2 separate regions of the Homo sapiens genome follow, and region 2 is linked to region 1. A link is a contact called in ENCODE Hi-C or POLR2A ChIA-PET data. All regions are on one chromosome and are shown on one strand. The core of a region is the stretch at or near the end of the contact, and the rest is flanking DNA. Distances in the headings are between cores, read along the strand shown.

Region 1 (4,912 bases), core at 699-3,198:
CAGATGAATTTTATTGGCTTCTTAAACTTTTCTGTAGTTAACTAATTCCCTGCAATTTTCTCAAATGAGCTAATGCACGTAAAACTGCTTTGTGAACTGTAAAGTGCTACCCAAACCTAAGCAATGTGGTTATGATTATATTATGTACCTTTTCAAATTCTAATTTAGGCTCGCTTATTCCTGACTGCGTGGCTAATGTTATCTCAATGGGGAGACTCTAGCAGTTTAGAAACTGCCTCCTTGGCCAGATGCGGTGGCTCACGCCTATAATCCCAATACTTTGGGAAGCTGAGGCGGGTGGATCACCTGAGGTCGGGAGTTCGAGACCAGCCTGGCCAACGTGGGGAAACCCCATCTCTACTAAAAATACAAAAATTAGCCAGGTGTGGTGGTGGGTGCCTGTAACCCCATCTACTCGGGAGGCTAAGGCAGAACAGCTTGAACCCAGGAGGTGGAGGTTGCAGTAAGCTGAGATCATGTCATTGCACTCCAGTCTGGGCAACAGACCAAGACTCCATCTCAAAAAAAAAAAAAAAAAAAAAAAAAAAAAAGCCAAAAAAACAAAAACAAAAAGCCAAAAACAAACAACCCCCCCCCCAAAACAAACAACAAAAAAGCCAAAAACAAAACCTGCCTCCTTTTCACCCAGGGTTTGGGTAATTTCTCTGGGGAGCCATGGAGCCGGAGGGAGTATTTCATTAACAGGGTCTGAATGCTACTGTACTCTGCTCTCTGGCCACTGCCACAGGGAACAGAGGGCTCCTGACAAGGGAGGCACAGAAACAAAAGACAGATTTCTCCTGAGATAAAATGCATTTGCTAAACTGCTTCTTTGGGCAGCCAGCTGAGGCAGAGGGAAATTTGGACCCAAGGGAAAATGGCCCGTTAGGCAGTTTGCATTTATTTCTCCTCATCTTTAAGGACAGTGGCCTAGACTGACTTTTTGAGCTGCTGGAAATGATGGCTGGTTATACCTGAGGATCCAGAGGGAGTACAAGTGCATCCTGTGCTCTGGCCTTAGAGACTTCTGTTCACAGTTGCGCAAACTAAGGAGTGAGATTATGGGGATAACTGAAAAGCGAGACCTGATATCTCTGACACTCATTTTCTATGCGACCTTGAGCAAGTCATGTCTCTGAATTAGTAAGACAAAGGGTTTGGACTTCCTAAAGTGACGCTCAAGGATCACGCACTCACTGGGTCAGGTAAAGTGGGGAGAGCTTTTGCAGGTTCTTTCTCATGTAAGACTCACATCAACTCTACAGATCAAGAACCACTCTTAGTCCTCTTTAGTAGAAGAAGACATCCATCATCTGAAAGGTTTAGCCATTGCTTAAGGTTATACAATGCGCGAACAGAGTAGCTGAGATTCAAACCCAGGTGTATTTCCTCTGAATTCTTGCAGGTAACCAACTCACTACAATGCCTAGTTGGTCAGCCTCTGGGCTTCTTTCTAGTTCTAACAGTAAACGATTCTGTGACTGCAGAGGACTCAACACATGTATTTCACATGGTGGCAGAAACATCCTGTGCTCACCAATATCCATATTTTGCTCTCTTCCTGGGCACAGAGCTAGGCTGTATCTCCAGCCTCCTTGCAGTTAAGAATAACTCTGTGATACAGCTCTGGCCACTGGAGTCTGGAAAGGCTCTGGCTAGTACAGGCACCACTCTGAAGCCTTGCTCAGGAACAAATTTTATTCGCCTTCTTTTCTTGGCTGACAGCCAGAGCAAGAGAATCCTGTAGAGCAGGCTGGGGTTCTGTGGAGGGCAGAGCCACAAGACAAAAGGAGCCTGGGTCCTTCAACCTGCAGAAAAACTACCTGCCAATCATGAACACCCATGTGGACTTTCTGCAAGGTTCCAGCAGGTTGAGCCACATTACAGCTGCTTGTGCTACCTTGACTAACAGGCACATTTGAATGCTTGTAGCCTGTAAGTGATGGAGACATAGTACGATGGACCAATTAAGGAGTCTGGGAGGCCCCGTTTCTTCCTTCCTGTGACACCCCTCCTTCTGATGTCTTGGGGCAATGGGTGAAATCACTGATGGGGAAATTACCACTCAAGCATGTTGCTTTGCACTTTCAACTTGCTTTCACTTTTTGGTGGCTTCGTATCCACTATTTCATTTTTACTCCTCCCCAGCGCTTGCATGAGACAGGCAAGGCTGCCCTTAGGGCCCTCAGTTGACAGATGAGGGCCCAAGGTGCTCAGAGAAGCTGGGGCTCCAACTCTGGTCTCCTGAAACCTAACCCAGAGCTTGTCCCTGTGGTTTCCACAAAGCAGTTACATCTTATTAAGCCACACAGACAGGCAGAAAAAGCTCACGACCTTCCTCGTTGCCTGCTGTGTGTATTAATCAACAAGTTCCAGGAACCCAAAGCATTTTTTTACTAAGGAAACCAAACTATGAGTCCATTTTCATTCTTTTGCAGGGAGGTAGGGGGCTGCATTCAGGACTGTTGAGTGAAGGTTCAGAGAGGGTCTGCCCAGCCCTGACCTCGACTTGGAGGAGATAAGAAAAAGGCTTGGTCTCCTCCCTCCCAGTTATCAGTATTAATTCACGCATCACATACAATTCATAGGCTCTTATTTTATGCCAAGTCTTGTGCTAGGAATGGGGAATGAGCTCCTGCTTCTGCACTTGTATTATTCCTATGGTCTAGGAGGAGAGGCAATGAAGCCAGTCACTAATTACAAACACAGTGCAATCACAACACAAACCTTAATTCTGGGGGGCCTTTGCCATCTGCCACATTGTTCTAAGCTCCTGGCCCTGTCTTACTTTATTGATTCCTCTTAAGTCTATCAGATAGGAATAACTAATTTCCATCGTACAGATGAGAAAACTGAGGTGCAGGGAGTTTAAGCAGATCACCAGGAATCCCACAGCTGGCAGTCCAGCTGGGATTTCACATGAGGCAGCCTCATTCCAGAGCTGCCTTCTTATCTACTGCACAAGTAAGAGATGCCACTTGAGAAAGGGAGATATGGTGGAAAGGAGAGGAAGGGAGGGAGCTGCTTTATAGACAAGGGAGGGCCGAACACCTGGCAAGTGCAGAGAGATGACAACCAGTGCCTAGAGGGGTCAAACAGGGCTCTGTGTAAGTTGCAGCTGAACAGGATCAAAGCAGCCAGGCCACAAGGGGAAACCGTGGCCCAGACTTGTATCCACTGAGTCTCTTGATCCCACAGCTCCTCTTCCCTTCACCCCCTCTCTCTGGAGCTTAACACATTCCTGGAGGGTCCTTTGGAGACTGGCCTTGAGCAGCCTAGCCTGTCTTAGGGTTTTGGGTCTGTCCATCCTGGGCTCTGCTGCCTGCTGCGTGACTGAAGAGTTGGCGACATGCGGCTCGCACGTGAGAGCAGGAATGCATTCTGGGCTTTCTCCGGGATTCTTCTGAGATACAGCTGTTTCCACAGAGCCATCTGTTTCTTGGCATTGTCTTGCAGGGTGATGCCATACAATGTTATAGAATCTGTTTATATGTGTCTTATTTTTAACTTCTAGTTGAGGTGATGCTGTTGTTTTTTCCTCTTAGCAGGCTTAGTGTCAGGGAACGTGGCCTTGGAAGTGGCCTGTCACCTTCATAGCGTGAGAGAGTTAAGCTTGGAAGCCTTCTTCATTTCAGAGGTGAGGCAGTGATCTCCCAGCAGTTGAGAGAGCGGGTATCCAAGACAAGCTTTCTGGAAAATACTCGTAACAATAACTGCCTAGATGGTGCAGCACTTTGAATACTTTAACCCCTTTAACTTTCCTCAAATAGCCTGGTGTGGGTGCATTTACTGACCATTTTACAGATGGGAAAACCGAGGTTCATGTAAGGCTAGAGTTATGCCTAAAATCATAGATCTGGTCTAGGGCCACGGGGTCTTGCTCTGTCGCTCAGGCTAGAGTGTGGTGGTGCCGTCTCGATTCACTGCAGCCTCGACCTCCCAGGCTCAAGTGATCCTCCCACCACAACCTCCTGAGTAGCTAGGACCACAGGCATGTGTGGTTTGCTTATTTTTCACAGAGACGAGGTCTCACTATGGTGCCTGGGTTGGTCTAGAACTCCTGGGGCTCAAGTGATCTTCCTGCCTCAGCCTCTCAAAGTGCTGGGATTACAGGTATGAGCCACTATTCCCAGCTTGGGCCAAATTTTCTGAGTCCAAGTGGAGGGATGCTTCTGGCACACCACAAATGCTTCAAGAAAAGGACTTGTTATAGTTCATTTGTTCAACAAGATTTATTGAGCATGGATCTGGTGCCAGGCACTCTTTAATGAAGATGTACTGATGAATAAAACAGATAAAAAGCCCCGTAGTCACAGAGCTTACATTCTAGTGGGTAGAGACATGATCAACAAAAATAAATAAGTCATGATTATATTAGTGATAAGTACTATGGAGAAAAATGAAGGAGCCCTGGAGAGAGGGAGTGCTGGGGTATGGGACAGGCATTGCAATTTTAGATAGAGGAGTATTTTAAATAGTCGTAGAGAGACCACTCAACTATGAATCAGGGCTTGATACCGGCTTCAGCCCTGCCACCAACGTGTTCTATGAATTCACCTCTCTGAGCTTCTATTTCCTTCTGTATAAAATGGAGATAACAGCAGTGGCTCGCGCCTGTAATCCCAGCACTTTGGGAGGCTGAGGTGGGTGGATCACGAGGTCAGGAGTTCAAGACCAGCCTGACCAAGATGGTGAAACCCCAGCTCTATTAAAAATACAAAAATTAGCCTGGCATGGTGGCAGGTGCCTGTAATCCCAGCTACTCGAGAGGCTGAGGCAGAGAATTGCTTGAACCCGGGAGGCGGAGGTTGCAGTGAGCCGACATTGTGCCACTGCACTCTAGCCTGGGTGACAGAGCGAGACTCTCTCTCAAAATAATAATAATAATAATAATAATAATAAAATAAAACAA
Region 2 (4,912 bases), core at 1,495-3,994, 170 kb after region 1:
GGTGTGTCGTTATCAGCAGCATGAAAGCGAACTAATAGAAACAATGAACAAAACAAAGCCCTGGCTTGAGGGAGCTGACATCCTAGTGGCAGAGAGAAACAAGAAGCAAACACCACACTGCAGGCGCTCAGATGAATGGAAGTGCTAAGTGGACATGAACAAGCGTAGATGGGGCTGGGCTGGGTGGTGTTGCTGTCTCTAAAGAGGGTGCCTGTCCCAGGGAAGGCAGTGACTTCACATGCACATCTTACTGTTTTGCTAGAACACGGTTTCCCCGCCTTGTATCCCTGGCCACTTTCTCCTCCTTTTCCAACTCCTGACTCCAGAAGCACTTTCCCTCTGGAGCTAGGGGGGCTCTGCTTAGGCATAATTACTTGCTCCCTCAACTGGATCATTGTAAATTATAAATAACTTGATTAATCTGCATCATGCAATATTACATCATATTTATATATTCGGGTAAGTTATTCCTACCAAGTTCACATTACTAAAGGGCTGGGACTGCGTCTTATCCATCTTCATTTATTCACGCCAGAAGCTCCATGGAACATCAACCATGAACCTTGCCCCGCTTCCCTACCAGAGAATAAAGAGGAATCCCTGTCATTTTGTCCTTATTTTCTTTCCACCTCATTCGTCTCTCACAAAGGACTGAGATGTTATTTTAATGAAATAGTGCAATTTAAATGAAATAGTGCATGTAAAGTGTTTAGCCCAGTGCCAAGAACATGAAAACGGCTCAGTAAACATGTGTTGTTTCTATAACTACTATTACTACTCTAAATAGAATTATTTGTAGGCCAACTGTTTTCTAACTACATCACTCCATTCATTATCCAGTACACTGCTGCAACGCTTCTGATTTTAGTCTCCAACTAGAGTCAGATCAATCTGATAGTGGATGCCATAGTACCTGGGAATCCCATACAGCTTCCCGGCTCACTAAAGAGAAGGTTCACATTTGAAGGCATTGCCCCAAGTTAGAGGTAGTTACTGACTCTTTACATCATCTCTGACACTCTCCACATTCAAATATGGTGGAGATGCTTTGTCTGCAAAACCCACAGGACTGACACTTTAGTAGCTCTTCGCCGGTGACCATGAGCTGCAGAGCTGCTCCACTTCTTGAGTTTTCTCTGTTGTTCACCTCTTCCTACCATTGTCGCCAGTTTCCTGGGTACTCTTCTCTCTTACTCCTGTTTTTCTCTTTATTGTTGCCTACATGTTCTCTGAGAGAAAGTGGCAAGAATTTCAGCAGCCCAGCCAGACAAACCTGAGCCTGAGACCCAAACATCCCCTTCAATTGCTGTGAGACCACCTCAGCCAGACACATCTTTGTTTACAAGGATCTTCTCTTGTAAAATTAGGACAACACAAAGCTGCTTTCAGGGCAGTTGAGAGGATATACATCTCTTAATATGACAGTGTTGGTACACAGTATATGGAATTGTTAATAGTATTGTTGTTCTATGTCTACCTCCAAATTTAGGGACATTTTAAAAGCTCGAGGGCACTAAAATGCTGTTTCCTGATAGCTGGCCACCCACTACATGTAATAATGTAAAAATACAATGCAAGAATTTTTATGTAGGAAAGAGCAGGAAGCGGTTTTACATATAACTGCATACAGCTAGAAAGAGGTTGGGGTCATTATACCCACATGCATGGAGGGTCAGACAGAACCTCTGATAAAAGTAGTTAAAAAAGATGAACGCATTTTCCCAACTGAGCTATCCCATCCAGCCCAGATTCAATAATTTAAAAGACAATGCTCGACGCTCACTTCAAGGTGAGAGAAAATTCTGAAGATGAAAGAATCTTCTCAAAACTTCCTTTTAATTAAAATGTTGGTTGCCTGGATTTCTCCTGAGCCTCAGCTCTTTGCCTATAAAGGAGAAATCACAAGGAGCTCTGCCTAGACAATAAACCACTTAATCTGAAATTGGAACTTAATCATAAGTCGATCTTACAGCCCCATTTTTGTGCCCACCATTGGGTAGGTACTAAAAGCTTTGGAATAATATGAATTTATCAGTCTTGAAGGCTAGTATTGCATAGTTGAAACAAAATAAAACTGTCAAACTCAAACAGAAAAGACGAGGAATTCAAGATGTGGCTAAATTACTATGAAATAAAGACAAGGTCGAGGGGAAAGAAAACCATTCCCGAGGCAGCTGAAATGCAAAATTTTTGCTGAGATGAAAGGCCGACCCCTTGATGTGGCCTTATGGCTCCACAAATGGTAAGAAGAGTTTCATGGAATATTTCAAAATAGAAAGATACAAAAGTATCAGTGGCAGTGTTCTGAACAGAGTGGGTGCCAGAATAGTGTTGAATTACTAAATGAGTGATGACAGAAAGAAGAAAAAGCAGGTAGATAAATAGGTAACAGCAAGACTGATGGGGCCTTGTCGGCCACTGGCAGGTGACAGATGAGCCAATGCATCACTGAGGGAGATGCAAGGGAGGCATGGTGACACTCCAAGCTCCCAGATTAAGCCCCTATAGCTGAGAGGCACAAAGAGCAAGAAGCTGGGGCTGCAGGGTCCAAAGTCCATGGCAGGAAGCAGGCCCATCTTGATTCTCTGACGTCTGCTCTGTGCACAACATTGCCAGTGACACTTTTGCGTCTTTCAAGTGAAGGCAAAGGAGTGGGGGGACTACACTGGGTGCAAACCACCTCCTGGGCACCACACTTTCCCTTTACATCTGTGAATCTCCTTTGTCCCCTCAAACCCTTTGAAATGGAAAGTGCTATCTTGATTTTCAGCAGAGGAAACTAAGCCTCTAAGTAACAAACTCCAGTTGCACAGTAAACAGGAAGCAGAGTGGGGACTCCGTGCTGCTGTGTCTGAAGGCACAGGCTGCAAGCTCCGGGAGCTTTGCAAATTCTTTCACTTACACAATTCCTAAGAGCCCTTGAGAACGAATATACAGCCCAAATTAGCCTGCCAATGAGCGAGTGATTTCTTTGAAGTCTCAATTTTTAATCAATTGTGCACATTTTAAATTTTACCTCATAATATGGTTGTGTGCTAACTGAAAACAAAACAAAACAAAACATGTTTTAAATTACTTTCATATGAAAGGACGTCCTGTCCTTGTCCTGGGGGCTTTGAACAGTATCTGATAAAAGCTGAATCTCCACAGGGAGGGAGGAGGGAAATGCGGGCGGCGGGTGGGCAATGCGCACCCTGTTTTGAAAGGCAACATACTCTGCTGTGATGCTTCCTCTCTAACAATCCATTTTCAGGACAAAAGAGAAATTATCAGAGTATCCCATTAAATTCAAAATTGTGTTTAATGCCTGTGTAAGTGAGAAGAGTAGCAGTGCTCTGGCACATAACTCGAGGGTCCTCTTTCAAATTCCTTCCTGCTAAAACCATCTCTATCCAAATGGATAGCTCTACAAGCATGGTGGCCTTTTTTTTTTTTTTTTTTTTTTTTGAGACATAGTCTTGCTCTGTCGCCCAGGCTGGAGTGCAGTGGTGCGATCTCGGCTCGCTGCAACCTTCACCTCCCGGGTTCAAGTGATTCTCCTGCCTCAGCCTCCCTAGCAGCTGGGATTACAGGCGCGCGCCACTATGTCCAGCTAATTTTTGTATTTTTAGTAGAGACGGGGTTTCACCATGTTGGCCAGGCTGGTCTTGAACTCCTGACCTCAGGTGATCCTCCCACCTCGGCCTCCCAAAGTGCTGGGATTACAGGTGTGAGCCACCGTGCCCGGCCTGAGCATGGAATTTTTTAATGTGTCTACATCTGACATTTGTGGAGGTGATAAAATGGTTCAACCTAATGGTGATGACAGCCAAGTCTGAGTGCTGGTCCAAGTACTGGGCAATATGCTTTATTTATGTGGATAGTTCCAAATCAACACCCACCCCCACAACAGCAGCAACCCTATGAAGTAGGCAGTATGATCATACCCATTTTGCAGATGAGGAAACTGCAGACAGAGGGATTGAACCACTTTTCCAAGGTGACCTAGTTGGGATGTCTTGGGGCTGGGATTCACAGCCACACAGCTGCACTCAAGATCCTTTATTTTAAACAATGACTCCAGGTACCCAGCCTCTGTGGTCCACATCTGCATAGTATAGAGCTAATAAATATCAGTGTGCCCAGACTCCTGACATAATTAAGAGACCCTCCAAACCCAGGTGCTGACAAGGGCTCTACATCTTCCAACTGGGTGGCAGTCACAAGACACTTTCTATTTGCAAAGTACGCAGCAGTTGCTCAATCTCTAGTGAAGGCTCTCATTTAAAAGGTGCTACTTTGTGCAAGGCGATGCCCACTCCGTGGCTAACACAGGTCCAAGGACAAATACGAGAAATTAACTTTTAAGCTCTTCAGCACAGATGCCAAGTTTGAACACTAATTTATAGACAGCATTGATGCTCAACAGCTGTATAAAGCTGTGCTGAGAGAAAGCTTTGCATATGGTCTTTGATGAGCTCTGAAGCCAAAAAGCCCTGGCTGTGGATCTGGAATTTTTCCACTTATAGGTTATTGGGTCCTGGGCAATGAATTGAACTGATGTGCCTCAGTTTCCCTACCCATAAAATGGAGATGGCTTGTGTGTGCTGTTGTGAAGATTAACTGAGGACGTTTCCCTTGGTTAAATGCTACTTGACAGCTTACGTAAATGAATAAAGTGACTGAGCTGCTTCTAAAATATAACAAAGATTAATGTATGTGGAAGTGCTCAGTACGGTGTTTAACACAGTTAGTGCTCAAAATGGTAGAAGAAAATGACAATGATTCCATTAAAAGATTAGCTATCATGCCACCATATTCTATTTTAATTGGTTAGATCCATAGCATTGATTCCTCACAAATCTGTATATTTTAAATGGTTCCAAGCTCTTTTCCCACCAATTTTCCCAACTGATATTCACAACTACCCTAA

What was found. Hi-C counts contacts between places; a loop is a spot of excess contacts on that map. ChIA-PET counts read pairs that join two places held with the same protein, here RNA polymerase II (POLR2A). Pooled maps may share reads with other maps.
Region 2: a pooled map shows a loop between it and region 1 (6-fold over the local background). The contact joins two enhancer-like sites. A Hi-C loop is called at or near these places in 1 of 168 maps with a recorded cell type or tissue (stomach), 1 of 37 single-sample maps with no recorded cell type and 4 of 50 pooled maps. POLR2A ChIA-PET finds 5 or more read pairs at or near these places in 3 of 52 experiments (BJ, Caco-2 and HepG2).

The regions. Positions count from the first base shown.
Region 1 is chr22:33,323,708-33,328,619 of GRCh38, forward strand. The region is part of intron 10 of LARGE1 (LARGE xylosyl- and glucuronyltransferase 1); the gene reads right to left. Among named protein-coding and RNA genes, the nearest start is that of MIR4764, 110 kb to the right of the region's middle. RefSeq lists an enhancer at 1,759-1,808. Within about 2 kb of position 1,949, at least 2 of the 41 ENCODE cell types and tissues checked have a DNase peak (open chromatin) inside an H3K27ac peak, as active enhancers do.
Region 2 is chr22:33,489,732-33,494,643 of GRCh38, forward strand. The region is part of intron 6 of LARGE1 (LARGE xylosyl- and glucuronyltransferase 1); the gene reads right to left. Among named protein-coding and RNA genes, the nearest start is that of MIR4764, 56 kb to the left of the region's middle. Within about 2 kb of position 2,745, at least 2 of the 41 ENCODE cell types and tissues checked have a DNase peak (open chromatin) inside an H3K27ac peak, as active enhancers do.